Linked DNA regions of Mus musculus: region 2 is linked to region 1. Evidence: chromatin loops called from intact Hi-C (ENCODE). Cell type or tissue: left cerebral cortex. All regions are shown on one strand. Links, peaks and the distances in the headings refer to the core of each region. The heading gives the core; the rest is flanking DNA.

Evidence for each region. Hi-C counts contacts between places; a loop is a spot of excess contacts. Peaks named below come from ENCODE experiments on the same cell type or tissue, not always from the same donor. Only the 100,000 strongest peaks of a DNase experiment are listed, where the experiment ranks them.
Region 2: a loop joins it to region 1, with 2.0 times the contacts of the local background. A loop is called at or near these places in 2 of 42 quality-filtered maps.

Annotation. Positions count from the first base shown.
Region 1 is chr11:74,769,029-74,773,421 of GRCm38, forward strand. Mettl16 (methyltransferase like 16) reads left to right here and starts at 1,835. Exons shown (of 10, transcript NM_026197.3): 1 at 1,835-1,956. In left cerebral cortex, for the core only: no CTCF peak of the experiment used is centred there; a DNase peak (open chromatin) is centred at 1,795; H3K4me3 peaks cover 1,484 bases; H3K27ac peaks cover 1,035 bases.
Region 2 is chr11:74,672,480-74,676,872 of GRCm38, forward strand. It overlaps Pafah1b1 (platelet-activating factor acetylhydrolase, isoform 1b, subunit 1), which reads right to left. Exons shown (of 11, transcript NM_013625.4): 11 at 1,470-4,393. Among named protein-coding and RNA genes, the nearest start is that of Cluh, 25 kb to the left of the region's middle. In left cerebral cortex, for the core only: no CTCF peak of the experiment used is centred there; DNase peaks (open chromatin) are centred at 2,382 and 2,963; H3K27ac peaks cover 1,187 bases.

The DNA.
Region 1 (4,393 bases), core at 116-4,115:
TTGTCTCCCTACTCCTTTGAGGCAAAGTCTGTCTGTGAGCGTGCAGCTTATACTTTTCTTTTCTTTAACGAATAAGCCCCAGGTGTGCCTTGCTCCTTATGTGGAGACTGGGGTCCAAATTCTGGTCTTCATGATTGTCCATCAAGTGTCTCGACAGCCCACATTTTATGGCTATGCTAATTTATCTACCCATAAATCTACACATCTATCTACCCATAAATCTATACATCTATCATAAATCTATACATCTATCTATCTATCTATCTATCCATAAATCTATACATCTATCTACCCATAAATCAATCTATCTATCTATCTATCTATCTATCTATCTATCTATCTATCTATCTATCTATCTATCTCTTCTTTGTGGTGTTAGTTTACACAGGCCTTTGCATTCTACCACTGATCTAGTGGTACACTGCCGCTTTGGCTTTTTGAGCAAGGTCTCATGTAGACCAGGGTGGCCTGGAACTTGATAGACAGTATAGGATGAACTCATACTCCAGCTTCAATATCCCAAATGCTTGGATTTACAGGCCTATAACACCATACTTAGGGTTAAATGAAGGAAAAATTGGGGGTAGGGCAATTGGGGGGGTATTAGCATAGCTAATAAAGTAGCCAAGGTCAGTGTGGTCTTGGTCCTGTTCTGCTTGGTCTGCAAGGTGGAGGGAAGCAACTGGGCTCCCTGAAGACAACTGTTCCTTCTGCAGCACATAGCTTCGTCTATGCAGGTAATTGCCCTCAGTGAGTACAGAGGAGGCATTCCCGTCCTTTGAGGCCTAGCATTGCTCTATAAAAGTATTTCTTGATCAGTCCTACTGTTCCAGGAATTCCAGGTGACTGACACAGACAATCTGAAAACACCCTTTGGCCAATCTGGAACAGAACATCGTACAAAACTGACAACGAAATGCCTATTGGTGGGGAGGCAGAGGCATTTCTGAGTTCAGATTTCTGAGTTCAAGGCCAGCCTGGTCTACAAAGTGAGTGCCAGGACAGCCAGGGCTACACAGAGAAACCCTGTCTCGAGCAAACAAACAAACAAACAAACGCACGCCAGGATTTTATCCTTTTGCTTCGTGAGTCCAGATTCAATGCTTTTTTTAGCCAAATCAGTTTCTTTAAAAAAAAAAAATAGAATTTAAAAAGAGGTTTACCTTTATGTGTATGGCTGTTTGCCTCCATGTTTGTGCACCACGTGCACGTGTGCCTTCCAGAGGGCACTTAGGGACTAGAGTTACAGCTGGTTTCGAGTCACCATATTGGGGCTGGGACTCGAACCTGGGTCTTTTGTTAGGGTAGCCATTTCCCCGTCCCCTATCCCACCCAAAACAGTTTCTAAGTACCAGTTATTTACCCATCTCACAGGTTTATCTGTAACTACTGTGTCATCACACAGATTTGCTGTGCACTTAAGTGTTAATTGCCATCAAACCCATCTAGCCTTCCTATTTCCTGTCCAAGACTAGATTTAGTACTATTTAGTAAGGCTGGGGAGAGCTGAAGAAAGCTACATTCAAAACAAAGGAAAACAAACGTTTACAACTTGGTGGGGTAGCCCATCCCTGTAATCCCAGCACCCAGAAAGGCCAGGGGAGGAGGGTAGTTCCAAGTTCCTGGCCGGGCTCCATCACATAGCTGCATGCCAGCGGACTAGTGAGGTCTTCTCCATCCGCTAACCTAAGAAGACTCCCGGCCGACCACACCCCCAAACCTGGGTGAAAACTCACCGCCGTCTCCAAGTATCGCGATAGTTCCTTCTTTCTTTAGGCTAAGTCAAAAGTCTCGCGAGAGTAGTCTGTCCAGTCACGGCGCGGATTGGCTGCGCAAGATGGCGGCGCGCTTGGAGCGTAGCATCTGCGTTTCCAGGAGCTTGGCTGTGTGAGTGGTGTGGGCTTGGTGATTGCGGGCCTGTCCGCACTCCGTCCGCCTGCTCCATTGGCCTGCGAGGTGCGTGGTTCAAAAATCTCTTATCCGGTTGCGCACAAGGATCGCCTAAGAAGCGGCTCACCTGCTTTTCTCCTCCGGTTCTCGGATCCTTGGGGGCTTACCGCTGGGTCAGAAGCCGGGGACCCGGGCGGGTGTGCGCGAAGGCCGGCGGTAGGTGGGAGGAGCTGGAGGAGAGATGGCCTCGTCCCTCGCCTAGGCCAATGCTTAGAGAGCGCTGAAACCCAGGGGAAGAAGGTGTGGATGAGCCGGGGAAGTGGCGGAGGAGAAGTCAAGTTTGTGAGGTGGGGGCGTGAAGAGAAAACGGAAGTGTTGGGGTCTAGGTGGGAGACATCTGTTGAGTTTTCTGTTCCTCCTAAAAACTTAAAAAAAACAAACCCACAAAACAGTTTGTAGGTGTAGGTGTTTTGCCAGCCTGGACGTCTGTGCAGCACGTGCACAGTGCAGGCAGAGGCCAGAAGAGGGTTGTGTCATGGCACTAGGTGAGCAGCCATACGGGTGCTGGGAATCGAGCCCTGGTCCTTTGGAAGACCAGCTGGTGCTCTTGAACGCTGGTCTGTCTCTATTGCCTCCATAGTTTGACATCATAAAAGCCAAATTTAGAGTATCCTATAAGCTTCAGTTTTAGAAGAAATGATGTGTGAAGAGATAAAGGCCAAGAGAAACCCAGGAAACATGAAGTTTTAAAGAGGAAAGAAGGCTGGCCTAGAGGTCTTTTGGGTTTTGGACTCGCTCCGATGAGCCTTTTTTTGTTATTGTTGAGACTCAACTGGGCTGCCCATTCAGAAAGAGAATGCTGTGTGTGTCTCACACAGATGGAAAGTATTTCATAGTTATTTCCTTTATTTTCTTTGGTGTTGATGACTGAGCCCAGGCCTTGCACGTGCTAGACACATGCTCTGTCACTCGGAGCTAGATCTCCTGGTGACTTCATATTCTTCCCAGTCAACCAACAGTTGAGTGCCTCCCCTTACAGGCCCTATTTTGAGTATTGGGGTACAGCAGGGAACAAATATGTTCCCTCATGAAGTTTACTGGTAGGGAAGGTTTTTTTTTTAATTAAAGCAAATGTGTGGGGAATGCCAAGTGAGTAAATTTCAAAGACAGAAGGTGGGCGGGAGGCTGGAGAGATGGCTCAGTGGTTAAGAGCACTGACTCTTCTTCCTGAGGTCCTGAGTTCAATTCCCAGCACCCACATGGTGGCTCATGACCATCTGTAATGGGGTCTTATGCCCTCTTCTGCTGTGTCTGAAGACAGCTACAGTGTACTCATATACAAAAAATAAATAAAAGCTTAAAAAAAAGAAAAATAAAGTGTGCGTTCCAGTCACTGAATGTTTTAGTGACTTGCTCAAGAAGATATAAATAAGATGGCATTTGACCAAAGGCTTAAAGGTGGGGATATGTTCAGTGTCTGTACACTTCACTGGGGAGTGTAAGCCATGCCACCTGAGCGGCAGCAAGTGCCAGTCCAGTGTGGTGGTGCAAGCTGGAATCACAGCACTCAGAGGACATGGGATTCTAGACTACTAGCCTTGCCTACAGAGTGGGTTCCCAGTGAGCCTGGGCTACTGGAGACCTTGTCTAACAGCAAGAACAAAAAGACAAGTACAGCTAGTCCTGAGGCACTTGATTGGGCAATGGCTCTTAGGCCAGTGTGGGAGGAACAGAGTAAACTGGTGCTAGCAGACATTCACTTAACTTTGAGGAATGGGGTGGATAGGCAGATAGAAATCCAGAAGTTAGTCATCTCGGGTGTAGCAGTCCTTGATAGAGCACATGTGAGATACTGTGTTAAATTCCCAGTTGAAAAAAATTTTTTTAACAAAAGTTAAAGAATCAAACGGAGTGACTTTGTTGAGTATGTCTGTTATGACCTGAATGGATAGTGTAGAAAAATGAACGGAATTGGCCAAGGTTGTAATTGAACTTGGGTCACATGTTCAGAGTACGTGCCTGTAAACTCTGTCCTCTTTAATGTGCTGCAGAGTCCTAGTGCATCAGTATCTCTTGGACTTGTTAGAGAAGGGCCTACTTTTTGTCCGGCATTACATGGAAGAAAACCATTACCCTCTGATATTCTTGGGGCCTGGGGACTGCCCTTGGTTTATGCTTTTTACTCCTATGTCTGTAAGGGGCATTTGAATATTAGGGAATTAAAACTGCTATATAGTGAGCGTCTACCATTTTGTATGTGTGTGTGTGTAATCCTGGAGACTGAACCCAGGGCCTTGAGCATTGTGGGCAAGTGCTCTGCTAATAGCAATATCCCCTTAAGGGGTGGGCCAGCAAACTGGACTTACTTTGCTGCTATTTGTGTGTGTTTGTTTCTGAGGCAGGGTCTCGCATTGTAGCCAGACTGGCTGTGTAACCCAGACTTGTTACAAGCTTCTGCTGATCCTGCCTCTGCTTCTCCAGTACCGGTGTTACCAGCATGAGT
Region 2 (4,393 bases), core at 68-4,067, 97 kb before region 1:
CTGAGGAACTAATATAAAGTAGCCAAGTATGGTGGATGCCTTTTAGTCCCAGCACTTGGGAAGCAGACAGGTGGATCTCTGTGAGTTCCAGGCCAACCAGAGCTTACATAGTGAGACCCTGCATTTAAAATAAATAAATTTCCAACTACTGTCAGTGAAATGGTTCAGTAGAAAAAGGTACTTATTGTCAAATCTGACTCCACTTTCAATGGTAGAACGCATTCCCAAATAATCTCTGGCCTTACACTGTAGCATAAACACATGCACATAGTAATTTTAAAATTTAAAAACCAACTACTCTTTTTTTTTTTTTTTTTTGTCTTTCAAGACAGGGTTTCTCTGTGTAGCCCTGGCTGTCCTGGAACTCACATTGTAGACCAGGCTGGCCTCGAACTCGGAAATCCTCCTGTCTCTGCCTTCCAAGTGCTGGGATTAAAGGTGTGTGCCACGACAACCGGCCCAAAAGCCAACTATTTTCAGTGTTCATTGAGATGAGTGGGCAGTGACCACATGGGAAAGCAAAGACTGGGAATGTGGCTCCCTGATAGAAACCCCCCCTCCCCGACCCTGCCAGCACAGGAAGGGGTCAAAGGAGTATATATGTGTGGGGAGAAGGGGTTTGAATTCCAAGTCCTGCTCTGAGACATTTGACCTGGAGACACTTATCTTCAGCCTTGTTAGGCTAATCTGGAGGACATGTTCAAAAGGCTGCCTGTACTGGCTATTAGTATGTCTTGAGGTGGGGGGCTAGAATATACATGTCTAACGAGGATATGTTGACTCAGAAGCAGAAAATTGCTGCTAGCAGTTGAATTCATGTCTGCACAAGTTCTCACCAGACTAACCAGGAAGGAAGGATGCAGCCGGCATCCTGCACAGAGCTATCTCCCTGCCTTCAGGACAGAGGCCAACATGTGATCCACAACCAGTTTCCAAATTCACAACAGGATATGATATTTAAGTTAGAACTCCACCAGAGGGAAATCGGTCAGGTCTAGTAGAAAAACTGGCCAAGTACAGCCCTGCTTCTTTTGGTTGGGAAGACACCTTCCAACAGGAGGCACCAGCACGAGACAGAGCACCTAGAACAAAGTGAAGACTTACTCTGGTATATTTCATAAAACCTGACATTAAGGATGTTTATCTCCAAGGTAAGAGATGATAAATACAAAATGGGCAGGGCCCTCATCTCTGGAATTGAGTCTGTATCTCTAAGAGACAGTAAGTGTGCTTAGCTGTGCAGTGCAGTCAGTAGTTCTAGTTAGGCTCAAGCCTATGGCTACGAGAGACCTACCTACATGCTGCTCCCTCCAGATAAGGGGTAGACAACAGCAAAAGGCAGTGGTAGCACAGCTCTGTTGCTTATGGCCAACTAACATTCTTTCTGTTGCTGGTGCCCAAGTCTCACTTCCTGCCAAGATCAACACAACCTCACCCCCAATGACCATTGAAAAAAACCCCACCAGATCTAGTTTTATAGGCATTTAATAGTTTACCAATTGGTACAATAAGATTTTTAATATGCAGAAAACATGGATAAATTTTGTTTTACACAGTCTGAGAGCAACAAATCTTACTGTAAAACACAAGAGCAATATTATATACATTCCTTTACTGATTTTTAAAATTTTGTCGATATCTTCGGTGAACTCTTAACAATCTGGGAACTGTTTTCTCCAATGACCACCTCTGCAACGTTCATATGAAATCAATGTTTGCCTTCATGTCAGTGTCAGGACCGGCTTCTAACTCGTAGAGTTTGTGTTTATTTCTAACGTCTTCAGAGTGAGCTTTGGGGATGCCTGAAGGATAAGCAGGCAAGAAAGCAGCTACTTACATGATACAGTGAAAGGATAAAAAGGCCCGTCCAGTCGTGACTTGTGAGTCCAGCTTACCCCATCCCACCCAACCCAGCCCACTGGAAAAAACCCAAAACCTTTCTTGCAATTTTGCCCATGTTGCTTGTCTACCATGACATTCCTTTTTGCACCATCTAGATTAATCAACACACTGGGTTTATATACAGCTGGACAGGAAGAGTAACCTTTTCAAGTGCCTTTTCCTTCTATTTCAACTTGTTGCTTAAGGATTATCAAGCCACCACTGTCAACAAACAAAATGTCCTTATTTTTAAATAGTTTTTTTCTTTTAAATTAAAAAACAAACAACAAAAAAATAAACTTTAGTGAGTGGTATTATCTGGAAGTTCACAAAGAACAGAAAGAGGCAAACAGGAGACTGGGCTTGGTGAGCCTAAAGCCAAAGCTTCCAAAGGACTAATAGTGCATCACGGCCCGGGACGGCTTGCTAATACTAGTGATTGTGGGTAGTGCTCTGAGCACACCATTGGTCACACCACATGCAGACAGAACAGGACGGTCTTAGTCTCCTAAAGTGCAAGATGTCATGTGAAAAGCAACTATTCTTCAGGTCATGTCTACACAAACCAACCTGCAGCTTGCACTCTCCATGCGGTTAGGACTTCTTGGGCACGCTGTGCTATAGGTGGCACTGGAATGTCTGTTTACACACACAATCAACAACCATCCGAGTACACAATTCTATCAGCTTTTTATTTAGTAAGCAGCCAATCTGACTCAAGAAAGTAACAAAGCAGCAGTGAACCGCTAACCAATTCATAAAGTCCTCTACTTACAACCCAAACCAGTAACTTTATCATTGTCCTTATCCCAGGCAAGGCACAGGGTTAGACAGCAGACAGAGAAAACAGTAACATAAGAGTAAGGGCATCAACAGGGCAGTGTCAAACAACAGTGTGAGAAACCTTTGCAAATCCGATGCCAGATGTGGATGTTGCCCCGCCACCCTTCATTATTCAAACAGGGCTCGTTAAGTTTGGATCCAGCTGTGGACCATCCCTGAGATTCAATGTTTTCTGCTGCTTAAATGGATGATGTCTGGTAACTCAGCTAAGCAGCAGGCTGTGGCATTCTCCCAAGTAAGGACAGCTTTGTTACAGAGCACTCTCTCCTCCGTTGTCAGTGAGTCACTGCTGCAGGGGAGGAAACCCAGCAGCTTTGCTCCTCTACATTGGTACCATTCTTTATTGTTTCTATGAATGATGTCTAGATGTTGTGGCTTACCCTTAAACAATTCATGTTGCTACATGCTAAAACTGAATTAAAAAACAAGACATTTTAACACATACAAACAAATGTTAAGATGCACCATTTCTATGTATTTATATTCTTGAAATAGGACAGGAAATAGCAGCAAATGAGAACGAAGGTATTTTCTATAGCTTTTGGAGAAAAATCCAGTCAGAACAGCTAGGAGAAAAAGACTTCTTAATGTAAGCAGGGCTGTGAGGCAATGTTGTCCTAAAAGCCAACCTACAGTGTTGTTTATGGGAGTCACGATGGAGTTTTTGTCCTCAAAAATAACCACTTAATTCTCAAAACACTTTTCCTTTCTAGAGAAATCTCTGAGGAATATTAAGAACAAACAAGTGAACAAACAAAAGCACACAAGCTAGACAGTGAGCTTCTGTCAGAGCCTAATCTCTTGTGTATATCTACAGGACATTAATTCTCACCCTTTGTCCTTTCAGGAACCAAATTTCCATTCAATACTTAAAGGGATTTTTAAAAAATCTATTATACAAACGAATAAAATGCAGTCCAGAAAAAAAAAATTATCATTGTTAGACTGTCACTGTTATGTCATTGTTTCTGTTAACCTTTCAAATTGATTTTCTTAAAAAGAAAAAAAAGTTGATTAGCTAGGTGATAAATTCTTTATTAAAAATTGACAATGGAATAGTGTTCCAAAAGTCATGGGCAAAATTCTCTTAAACCTACTGTAGAAACTCTGGATCAAAATATACAGCCTATGAGGAATGCGTAACATGGTGACTGGCCACATTAGAGGGGAGAACAAAGGAAGTGACTTTCTCTTAGAAAAGCTCCTCAGAGTCAGAAACAGCAGAAGAGTTTAGCATGGCTGTGGTTGGTGTTCCCCAGCAAGATTTACTCTATGCGTAAGTTTTAGCACTTCTTCAAAAACTTAAGACCCAACAACATGGAGGTTATATGTGTGTGATATACATATATAGACATATCCACTTACAGATAGGCCCATATACTTATAAACATTTACATATAAACAAAACATGAGAAAAAAAAAACCCAGTATATTCTATGCACGCTTCATTACACCCTGTCACTTTTTTTTATAGCTTGTAAGTGAAACAGTTCGAATTGTTATCAGGGTCATGTTGGAAACTGTTCCTTCCACTCCTTTAAAATGCGCACCCAGCTTTGTCAGCATTCATAATTCTGACATGCACATTGCACATCCCTAAAAACATCATAAACACATAGTGATCTGTACCATAACACTCAATGGGAAGATCAAATTCTACTGGGGAGTC